3 separate regions of the Homo sapiens genome follow, and regions 1 and 3 are each linked to region 2. The links are chromatin contacts, found by Hi-C in ENCODE. All regions are on one chromosome and are shown on one strand. Each heading gives the region's core, a stretch centred on a gene start or an enhancer-like site at or near the end of the contact. The rest is flanking DNA. Distances are from core to core; before and after follow the strand shown.

Region 1 (3,636 bases), core at 529-3,028, 1.2 Mb after region 2:
AGAGAGAAGGTATTTCAGACATTGAAGGCATGGTGAAGCCACCATCCCGACCCTGGGCTGCTGACCTCTGTACAGGGGAGAGTAAAAGACACTACTAGTTTGTTTAGGCCACTATGGCTGGATCTCTGTTATCAGGAGGCAAAGGTAACTTCTGATTCAAAGGTGCTACCCTGAGAAAAAGTATGCTCACATAAGCTTGGGAAATAGCAAGTTAAACAGAATCTTTCTTGCAGGACTTCCCAAAGCCTTTAAATGCTAAACAGTTTTGGGAATCACCAAGTGGGGGAGGTACTACACCATATTTCCAGAGCTCACTTGTCATGGCACACTGTGTGTGTGTGTGTGTGCGCGCGTGTGTGTGTGTGTGTGTTTGTGTGTGTGTAGAGAGAGAGGGAGCAGGAGAGACTAGGGGTCTAGTGCTGGGAGACCACCTCCTGATGTCTGATGGGAGCTGGAAAGTGCTTTGCTCAATGCCCTCATTATTAAAACAATTGAAGACACTGACTCCTTTTTCGACTTTCTTAAGCTTCAACTAGCATTCATGATTTCAGTTCCTAAGTGTCTAAGGGATGTAGGGCCAAGCAGGGGAGGGCTAATTTGGGGACAAAGCTAGGAGAGCTGTTTGGGGTAAGAGAGTCTCCTTGTAGCTGCTGGAGCCTTTGTGGACTGGGGTTTGGCTCACAGGCGTGGGGGCTGCTACAGGGAGAAGATGACCCTGGCCACCCTTCACATCATATATAGGGCATTAGCAGCCCTGTTCCTCCCCTCTCCCCAACCTCAATAAAAGAGGGAAATAGAGGCATGGAGAATGAAAGGGGCTAGGCCAGCCAGGTCCACAGAAAGAGTGGGTGGCAGAATGGGGTCTGGAGCCAGCTGCCCATACTCCCTGCCCTTCCCCAACCTACCCCCTGCCCTCAGCTTTCTGGAAGGCTCTGGCTGAGTCATATGCCTGACACCCAGTTTCTGCCTCTGCTGCAGTGGCCGCCTTTCAGTCCTCTGTGGGGGTCCCATTGCAGGCTGTAAGATCTTGACATGCCCTTTCAATGCCATTTTAAGAGACTCAGAACACAATAGCAGTAATAGAGGCACCTGCTGCCTGGCTTGGTAATTATTACATCCCTGTGGGGGGAACTGTTGACTGCCTGGCAAAGGGGTGAAGTCTCCCCTCATTTCTTAAATAGGAGTCCTCCTTGAAGACCGTGGGCACAGCTGAGGGTGGTTAGTCACCAGTCTGTGCCCAGGAGGGAGTCAGGGAGCACCAGTGTGGCAGCCAGGTAGAGGAAATGGGGGTAGAGGGAGTCGGGGTAGGCGGTGGGGGGATGTGGTGTCCAGAATCCCAGACTGAGGATGGAGGGCTTGAGGCTCTTTTCCCCTGTTCTGTGTGGCTAAGTCCAGTTCATTCCCCAGACCTCAGTCTCTCTCTCTGTGCAATGGGAAATTGGATCAGGCCTCTAAGAATTTGTCCAGTGCGTAATTCTAAGGTTCTGCTTTTTAAGGAGATCGTAGGGAACTGAGGACAGAACAGAAAGGTGGGAACTCCTTGAGGGCAGGAAACTGGCTTGTTTCCTCTCTCAGACCCTGGCATGGTTGGGTGGAAGACCCCATCCCAGACAGAGCAGGAGGTATGGTGGTGTCCTAAGAGGGAGGGAGGAGCCAGGACAGGAGGAGAAAAGGAGGGGAGAGGAGTGGGGGAAACAGAAGCGTGAGGCCCCATCTGAAGAAAACCCAATATCAAAACTTTAACAAGAGCTTCGTAACCAAGAAATGGGCCTTTGACTTAGGAGGTGAAGGCTCATTTAAATGGCAAATTTCCCTTGTGCCTGCAAGGGCTTGTTTATAGAATGTGGAACTGAGAGTGCAGGTGGTCCCACACAGAAAACTGGAAGCTTTTCTTTTTAAACTCCCTGAAGATTCATCTGCAATGCAGATGAAGCATCTTAGAAACAAGAATGAAAACAGCGTTTGATTTTTACAAAAGCCAATTCAGAGGCTCACTTCCTGTCCAGCCCAGCGTGCCAGCATCTGTGTGTGAGACCACTGTCCCCAGCCGGGTGGGGGCCTGCACGGGTCTTGCCAAGGTCAAATGGGTGTGCACACATGACTACACGTGAATTCACTGCACATGTGTGTACACACACACATTTACTCGGATCCTCAGCAGAGTTATTTTGGATTTGGTCTTCGTGGAAGGTCCAGTCTGTGCCTAGATGTGGATTCAGAAAATTCATAGACTCTGCACAGCTACTGGTCACTAATAAGAGCCTGGAGCTGGGGATACCATGATGATCAAGAGATAACCTCTAAAAGAACTCACAGACCAGCTGGGGAGACAGGTGAATAAACACCTGGAGAACAGAGCATTATGGGAGCATCTGGCCCAGGCTTGGGAGGTCAGGGAAGGCTTCCTGGAAGAGGTGTTATGTTGGAGCTGCATACTATCCAATATGGTAGCCACTAGCCACAGGTGGCCATTTACATTTAAATAAAAAACAAATAAACAATTCAGTTCCTCAGTCATACTGGCCACATTTCAATTGGCTAGTGGACAGCATGTCGAATAGTGCAGAAATGGAACATTTCCATTGTCCAGAAAAGTCTACTGGATGGCGCTGTGAGGAGGAACAGACCCTCTCCAGGTGAGGGCCATGAGAGGTGTTCCAATTCTAGGGAGCAGCTTGTGCAAACACCTGGAAGTGGATGGCAGCATGCCCAGGGGACTGGAGCCCTGAGCACAGGTGTGAGGAGGAGGGAAACAGTGACAAGCGAAGCTAGAGAGAGTGGAAGAATTCAAATGGCAGTTAAAGGCTCTGCTTGTGTTGGCAAGGAGCTGGGATTTTGTCCTGAACATTTGGGGAGCCTTTGGAAGGGTTTCAGCTGGGAGTGGCAAGGTCAAGGTCGGGTTTCATGTTAGAAAAGCTTGCTTGGAGAAGGGACTCCGCAGGGAAGGGGCAATTGCCAGCAGCCAGGTGAGAGCCAGGTGAGAGCCAGGTGAGAGGAGGGACCTGACCTGGGAGTTTAGCTGGGAGGGCCTGGAGATGAAGTGCCTGTGTAGGGGGCACTAGAGAGAGGGGCTTCTGGCTTCAGTGCCAGGGTGGCTGGGGCTGCCCTTTGGGCTCAGGCTGTGCTGAGTGCAAGGGAAGAGGGAGACCTCTGCACCTGGCAGGTAGGTGAGGGCACCTGATCCTTTAGGAAAAGTTTAGGCTGAAACCACTGACTGGGTGATCATCAGTGAATAGATAGGGGTGCAGGTCCTGCAAGGGGCTGAGGTCTCAGGAGAGTCCTCCGTAAGACAGTACTGGAGCCCTGGGAAGCACAGATGAGTCAGTGGCCAAGAGAGCAGAAGGAGCTGGGTAGGCCAGATTTCTGGAGAAGAGTGAGGGAGGCCAGATGTTCCCTGGACGCGTCATGGCTGTGGTTGTGATTCCGTCCCCTGAGGTGTGGGAGCTATAGCTTTCAATCCAGGCAAGTTTCCTGCAGGGGACAGTGTCTTGGTACTGAGGGGCAGGGCTGGGAAAGGAAGGGAATGGGGGCGGCTTTCATCACAGCCATGGTGAGGAGCCACAAGGCAGCTTGCACTTTGAAGATGGCTCCAACAATCTCCCCTATCCCGCAGGCCCTTCTACAGTGAATTGACTG
Region 2 (4,052 bases), core at 1,187-3,686:
AAATTTAAAAAGTTAAATACAGGTATATGTCCCTATTAATATATGGGTCCACTTTAGAAGTGTTGCCACCATTTCTTTTATGCTAGAAATCCAAATCTCTCCAACATTCTTAATGACTTTAAAACAGCTATTCTAGGCTGGGCGCGGTGGCTCACGCCTGTAATCCCAGCACTTTGGGAGGCCAAGGCGGGCGGATCATGAGGTCAGGAGATCGAGACCATACCGGCTAACACAGTGAAACCCCCGTCTCTACTAAAAATACAAAAAAATTAGCGGGGCGTGGTGGCGGGTACCTGTAGTCCCAGCTACTCAGGAGGCTGAGGCAGGAGAATGGCGTGAACCCGGGAGGCGGAGCTTGCAGTGAGCTGAGATCGCGCCACTGCACTCCAGCCTGGGCGACAGAGCGAGACTCCGTCTCAAAACAAACAAACAAACAAACAAAAAAAACAGCTATTCTACTTAGCTTGACTTCAAATTTTAAAAATAAGTCAAGGTCAAAGTCTTTGGCAAACCACAATGAATATCTGGAAGTAATGTCTATACACATTAGCCAACGATGTGGATAGTAAAAATTACTTAATCATTCCATTTTTTTCTGTTAGCTCTACAAAATTACTGAGTCCTAAATTCCATCCCCCACCACAATTATAATTTCACTTAGGCCAGACTTGTAATCTGTCCACAAAACTGTTTTCCAACTGCTGCATAGAGCAGCATTCTTCTGGCTCAGGTTCCTGGAATTTCCCCAAATTCATGATTTTCACTTGTTTATGTCTAGATCCCCAACCGGGAGAAAACATGTCCTGAGGGGAAGACAGGACACTAACCTGAAAGACATGGGTTTGAACTCTTTAGGGGAGGGGAGGGTCAGAACTTTTTATTAAACAAGGAATACGCACAAGAAAAAAGATGTCTAAGGCCAGGTGCGGTAGCTCAGGCCTGTAATTCCAGGACTTTGGGAGGCCGAGGCAGGTGGATCACTTGAGGACAAGAGTTCGAGACCAGCCTGGGTAACATGGGGAAACCCCGTCTCTACAAAAAAAAAAAAAAAAAAAAAAAAAAAATTAGCCAGGCGTGATGATGCGCACCTGTGATCCCAGCTTCTCGGGAAGCTGAGGTGGGAGAATCGCTTGAACCTGGGAGGCGACGGTTGCAGTGAGCCCATATCGTGCCACTGCACTCCACTCCAGCATGGGAAACAGAGCCAGACCTTGTCTCTTAAACAAACAAACAAACAAACAAACAAAAGTCTAATGTCTACAGACATCTAGAAAGAGCTCCAGCTATGCCTCAGAGAGAAAAATCCCAGGAGTGGATGGGAAAATATCCATGCCCAGAAAAAAAAAAAAAAAAAAAAAAAGGAGAAAAGGTACAAACCATCAGGTAAGTTTCTGACCCAAGTTTACCAATCTTGTTTCTCATTTCACCTAAATGTAAACTAGGAAAACTACACAATCCACAATATAAATTATTGTTACTTGACTTGTGACTGGTCAGTCTCCAAATACTCCTTTCCCACAGCATGAGAAGGAAAATATGTTTCCTATCAGTCCTTCTCACAACAGAAGAGAGAAATGTGGTTTGTCACTAATGAAACACTGAAAATGTACCACTGTCACCAGTTAACCTAATCTACAATCTGCTGGTTAAAAGCAGGTCAGCCTGAAGCATATAAAAAGACGTCTGCCTTTCAAAACTGGCTAAAGCTGTCAAATCGGATCGCAGGTTTTACAAATACAATCACCTAAATTCAGCCCTGCTCCATAAACCAGAAAGCAGAACCAGCTTCCATAACTGGCCACGCAGCCTCCCACCCCACCCCACCCCCGCCCTTGACAGTGAGTGGGTCGGAGTAGCCACGATGCGCCCAAAGTGTTTAATTCTTCCAGAAATGCCGGCCTCCGGGAGGAATCTAGGTTTGAAACTTTCCCCAACAGGGCATTCCCCGGTGACATTTTGCTCCCTCGGGTGTGGAGCAAGTGTGGAGGACCTGGCGGCCCGAAAGTGCCCAGAGTGACCGACAAAGGTGGGAAACGGCAGGGCAGAGAGTGGGCCAGAAGAAGGGGCAGCAGACGCGCAAATTCACATCATTCGGGGTCACCCTGACCCCAAACCTCTGACTTCTGCCCCGAACTGGCGTTCCGCAGGGAGTCCAGGGTAGGCCCCAGAACTTTGGACCCAAGTCCCAGGCGGGGACCGGCCTGCGGGCGCGAGGGCTGGTCGAATCTGAGGGGGCCAGTGATCTTTGCAAGACCCCATAGGGACGGCGGGTTGACGGGGGGCCGTCCCTGGGTTCGCCTTCCCAGTCCGGACTCACCGCCCGCCGGAGCTGCCCCGGAGCCGCCGCTCGGAACATGGTCTCCGCTTCCGCCGCAACCTCGGCCTTACAGCAGCCCCGTGCCCGGCCAACTGGCGCCGCCTCAGCCAGTCACCTAATGCTCGCGAGACGCGCGAACGAGATAAGACGCCCTAGGCCGGGAGCACGAGCCCGCGGTTTCCGCCTGCCCATTGGGCGGCTGCGCAGCCAATAGACGGCGGGAAGTTAGGGGCTAGACTGGGAAGTGGGGCAAAGGTGAGGCTATTCCCCGGGGACCTTCGAGTAAGCCCGGGCCGCGGAGCGGCAGAGACAAAGCTGGCCACCCGCTGATGACCGAGCTCAGACTGTACTGTCTCACAGCCCCGCAATGGTCAGCACTGCTAGAGTGAACTTCAAAACTGAGCTGACCTCGGGGTAAGGTACGAGTGGAGCCTTGCCAATTCCAATTAGATACCTTTCCTATATGCCCCTATTTCCCCCTGTATTTCCCCATGGTAGCAATTGTCACATGGGTTGTAATAACCTAAGTACTTGTCTGTGTCACCCATCTGACTGAAGATCTGTAAGGGCAGAAAGTATGCCCTTTTTTTTTTTTTTTTTTTTGAGAGAGAGAGAGTCTCCCTCTGTCACCCTGGCTGGAGTGCAGTGGCGCGAGCTCAGCTCACTGAAAGCTCCGCCTCCCGGGTTCACTCCATTCTTCTGCCTCAGCCTCCCGAGTAGCTGGGACTACAGGCGCCCGCCACCACGCCCAGCTAATTTTTTTGTATTTTTAGTAGAGACGGGGTTTCACAGTGTTAGGCAGGATGGTCTCGATCTCCTGACCTCGTGATCCGCCCGCCTCGGACTCCCAAAGTGCTGGGATTACAGGCGTGAGCCACCGCGCCCGGCCAGTATGCCCTACTTTTAAATTTTGTGTCTACCTGCAACACCTAGCACAATGCCTGGTCCATACTAGGCATTCAATCAGTATGTGTTGAATGAATAAGCAAATGAATAAATGACTGCTAATGAGTCTGGACTTTAACACGAAATTTTTAAGAGGGAAGTGGTATGTTCAGAAATTGTCTCAATTCCCAATTCAGCAACAACCTACCTTTCCAATGTTATCTAGTCTATCAACAAATCCCGTTGACTCTACCTTCAAAAGATAACCAGAATCCAGCAATATCCTCCAACACCCCTTTGCTCCTCTGCTGGTATCACCTTCACTCAGGACCCTGTCCTCTCTCGCCTGGATCATTGCAAAGCCTCCTAACTGGTCTTTCTGTTTCTGCCCATGTTTCCAGAAGCCTCTTCTCCAAACTGATGGACTGATCATGACCTCTGCTCAAAGCCCTATGGTGGCTCCCTCTCCTCCCACTGCCCTCTTCTCTCACTGTTCCCCAGATACATAGGCCTTCTTGAGCACACAAGCCTGCTCCTCTCAGAGTTTTGCACTCTGGCTCTTCCCTCTGCCTGAAATGGCCTTCTCTTGTTACCCGCGTGGCGTACTTCCTCACTTCATTCAGGTCTCTGCTCAAAAAACACATTTGCAGAAAGGCCGGCCTTAGCCTCTCCACCTAAAATAGCACCCATGCCACTCCCAGACGCCCTATCACCTTGTTTGATTTTTTTTCTTGGCATTTATCACTGCCTAACAGGATGCACATGTTTGTTTATTGCTGATCTCACTGCATTGGAGTGTAAATTCCCTGAAGCAAGAGCTTTGTCTGAACTAACAAGCACTCTAAGGGCC
Region 3 (3,853 bases), core at 832-3,331, 1.1 Mb after region 2:
TGCAAAAAAATATGGAGCCAGCTCAAATGCCCGAGTAGATAAAGCATGATATATATATATATATATACACATATATATACACATATATACATATATACACACATATATACACATATACACACATATATACACATATATACACACATATACATATATACACATACACACACGTACACATATACACATATATACACACATATATACATATATACACATACATGCATAGATACACATATATACATATATACACATATATACACACACATATATACATATATACACATATATACATATAGACACATGTATACACATATATACATACACACACACACACACACACACACACACACACACCCTGGAATACTACTCAGCCATAAAAAAGAACAAAATAATGGCAGTGGCAGCAACCTGGATGGAATTGGAGACCATTATTCTAAGTGAAGTAACTCAGGAATGGAAAACCTGAGAACTTACAAGTTTTCACTTCTAAGTGGGAGCTAAGCTATGAGGATGCATAGGCATAAGAATGATAAAATGGACTTTGGGGACACAGGGGGAAGGGTGGGAGGGGGGTGAGGGGTACACATGGGGTACAGCGTACACTGCTTGGCGATGGGTGCACCAAAAATCTCAGAAATCACCACTAAAGAACTTATCTGTGTAACCAACCACCACCTGTTCCCTGAAAACCTATGAAATAAAAATTTAAAAAAAAAAACAGTCTAGGAATACTGCTGCAGAAACAGTTTTTCAAATGAAGTAGAGAACTGGCATTAGAAGATATTTTCTACTGTTTCTCCAATGCCTTAACTCTTCTTTCACACAAACCTCCACAATTAAAAAACTACTTCATACTCAAATAAAATCTACAAATATTGTAGCACGCCTAGAAAGAAGGCAGTTTTTCAGCATTTGAAATATTCAACTAATTATTCCAAAATATTTAAGAATTGAAGCAGGATGTGATGGCTCATGCCTGCAATCACAGCACTTTGGGAGGCTGAGGCGGGAGGATCACCTGAGCCCAGGAGTTTGCAATCATCCTGGGCAACACAGGGAAACTGTCTCCAAAAAATAATTTTAAAAATTAGCCGGATGTGGTGGCATGCCCCTGTGGTCCCAGTTACTCAGGAGGCTTAGGTGGGAGGATCGTTTGAGCCCGGGAGGTCAAGTCTGCAGTGAGCCATGATCATGCCACTGCACTCCAGCCTAAGTAACGGAGTGAGACCCCATCTCAAAAACAAACAAACACAAAAATATTTAAGAGTGGTACCATGGCATCTTCCCTTGCGATAACAAAACTGAATCTACTTTGAAAATTAAGAGGGGACCCTAACTTTAAACAATAAAAGTGCTCCTGTCAATGTGGGTGAAAGTATAAATGTACTGGGAAAATTAAAATCTTTATTTTTAAATGGAATATTTCTATCATCTTTTATATTATTTAGCACACACATGATACTATGCTTCAGGCATTATTTTAAGTACTTTTCAAATATGAGCTCATTAAAAACCCTCTGAGGTTGATGCTATCACTTCCCCCATTTTACACATAAGAAAACTAAGGCACCAGGAAAGAAAGTGATTTTCCCAAGTGGTAAAGATGAGATTCAGCTCCAGGCAGTCTGGGTCCCAAATCCATGTTCTTAACCACAATGTTGCTTACTCTCAGAAAGTAACATGCTCATGAAAGCCCAGTGTTTGACGCATAGTTAAGCATTTAATAAAAATCTGTTCAACAAATAAAAGAAAAAATGGAGATGGCAAAAAGCAGAAAACCCATTACTCACTGTCTCAACATATCATTATGAGTATAGTGGTATACTTTCTGTCAGTGTTTTTTCTTGTTCACAGAGGGATTTGTTTTCCTTTAACACTCAGCATATGCAATTTTGAGAAAATAAAAAACCTTAAGATACTAGCCTCTTAGCATTTTTAGAATAACAGTTAAAAACTGAACACTTGTATATATGCATGACATATATTCTAATTTCACCTCACAACCCCATAAAGTAAGTACAAGTATTATCCTTATTTTACAAATGAGGAAACTGAAGCACAGTTAAGAAACTAACATAAAGTCACATGGCCAGGAAGTGGCTGAGCTGGTAAATTCAAATCCAGGCAGTGTGACTTCTGAACTAGAATTCTTGACTATTCTTGGAGGGCAGGTTATGAGCTACTTGAAAGACAGTAATCGTGGTTTTTTTGTTTTGTTTTGTTTTTTGGTGTGTGTGTGTGTTTTTTTTTTTTTTAGACAGAGTTTCGCTCTTTTTGCCCAGGCTGGAGTGCAATGGCACGATCTTGGCTCACCATGATCTCGGCTCACTGGAACCTCTGCCTCCCAGGTTCAAGTTATTCTCCTGCCTCAGCCTCCTGAGTAGCTCCTCAGCCTCCCAAGTGATTCTCCTACCTCAGCCTCCCGGGATTACAGGCATGCGCCACCACGCCCAGCTAATTTTGTATTTTTAGTACAGATGGGCTTTCTCCATGTGGGTCAGGCTGGTCTCGAACTCTCGACCTCAGGTGATCTGCCTGCCTTGGCCTCCCAAAATGCTGGGATTACAGGTGTGAGCCATCGCACCCGTCTGTGATCATGTTTTTACAAAGTGGTATGATTTGTTTGGCTTGGCCTAAAATGAGGATGTTACCTTACAGATTTATTTTGTTTTACACTAACTCTGACTTAAACAATGAAAATTTTTAATATCTTCAGCTTTCTTGAACAAGCTAAATAAATCTTCATGTCTTAAATTTTATAAGGGTAAAGTACCTTATTGAAATCTTTCATTCAACAAATATTTGAATATCCACTACTTGTTAGGAACTGTGCTAATAAGATACAGTCTTTGCACTCAATGCATTGGCTCTTTCCACTCAGCATATAAATATGCTCAGATTTCTCACAACTAATAAATACAACACACTGGTCCATAAACCTGGATAATAGCTTTGTCGACTATTCGGAGGTAGAAATAAGAATGGAATCCTGCAATTACCTGCCCCCTATCCTACAAAGTAGATACACCTGTTATTTTTCTTGTAGTTCCTGAAGAGTGACTGACACTTAAATAATTACTAGATAGGTGCTATTTGCCTGCCTCATGCCATACTACCACCTCTTATCAGCTGGCAATGAAAGCCTACCTATTTTTAATGCAAAGGGGTTGAAATTAAAATGTTTTACTAAAACTTTGGTTTACCAGGCTACATGTTGTAATTATTTTTAAAATTCTAAAATTGTTATTTTGGGTTTGACTTTAATAACCAGATGATAAATGTGAATGTCTAAGACCACATGTGAAAGAAATAGTTAAAAAAAAAAAAAGGTGGGGCAAATTCACGGCAGATGGTAAGGCCAACCCTGCTTGATTTACAACCCTGCTTGTAAATGGAAACATTTGATTGTATGCAGTCTGAAGTTAAATCCTATTGATTGTGAAAAGGTAGCAGAGAGCCAAAAATTAAAAAGTCGAGGGCAGCAGAAACACTCCTCATCAGTTCACTGAGTGGCTTAATTGATAGCCAATGACTACAGGCACAATTAACAACCCAAGACCTAATAATGGAAAGGAAGTAAGAACAGAAACAACCTCCGAAACTAATGTTAACATATGGAGAAACTTCTACTGGTTGATAATTACTAGTGTGTACATAAAGCCTTGACAAGTTTCTTGACGCACACATGCTTACATCGGTGTTTAAATATAGCTGACACATATTTGAGTTCATAGTTTCTCATGTCCACATTCTCTAATAAGCTTCATTAGTACTTCATACCTTTTTTTTTAAATACAGTCTTGCGATGTCACCTAGGCTAGAGAGCAGTGGTGCGATCATAGCTCACTGCAGC

What was found. Hi-C counts contacts between places; a loop is a spot of excess contacts on that map. Pooled maps may share reads with other maps.
Region 1: a loop to region 2 is called in a pooled map, with 4 times the contacts of the local background. The contact joins the enhancer-like site here to the promoter of ETFA in region 2. A Hi-C loop is called at or near these places in 2 of 50 pooled maps.
Region 3: a pooled map shows a loop between it and region 2 (2.6-fold over the local background). The contact joins the enhancer-like site here to the promoter of ETFA in region 2. A Hi-C loop is called at or near these places in 2 of 50 pooled maps.

What each region holds. Positions count from the first base shown.
Region 1 is chr15:77,536,278-77,539,913 of GRCh38, forward strand. No RefSeq gene overlaps it. Among named protein-coding and RNA genes, the nearest start is that of LINGO1, 95 kb to the right of the region's middle. RefSeq lists an enhancer at 1,952-2,001. Within about 2 kb of position 1,779, at least 10 of the 41 ENCODE cell types and tissues checked have a DNase peak (open chromatin) inside an H3K27ac peak, as active enhancers do.
Region 2 is chr15:76,309,033-76,313,084 of GRCh38, forward strand. ETFA (electron transfer flavoprotein subunit alpha) reads right to left here and starts at 2,437. Exons shown (of 12, transcript NM_000126.4): 1 at 2,318-2,437. The coding sequence starts at 2,356. RefSeq lists enhancers at 1,689-2,189, 2,190-2,690, 2,900-2,949, 3,010-3,059.
Region 3 is chr15:77,407,835-77,411,687 of GRCh38, forward strand. All of the region lies in intron 1 of PEAK1 (pseudopodium enriched atypical kinase 1), which reads right to left. Among named protein-coding and RNA genes, the nearest start is that of PEAK1, 10 kb to the right of the region's middle. Within about 2 kb of position 2,082, at least 4 of the 41 ENCODE cell types and tissues checked have a DNase peak (open chromatin) inside an H3K27ac peak, as active enhancers do.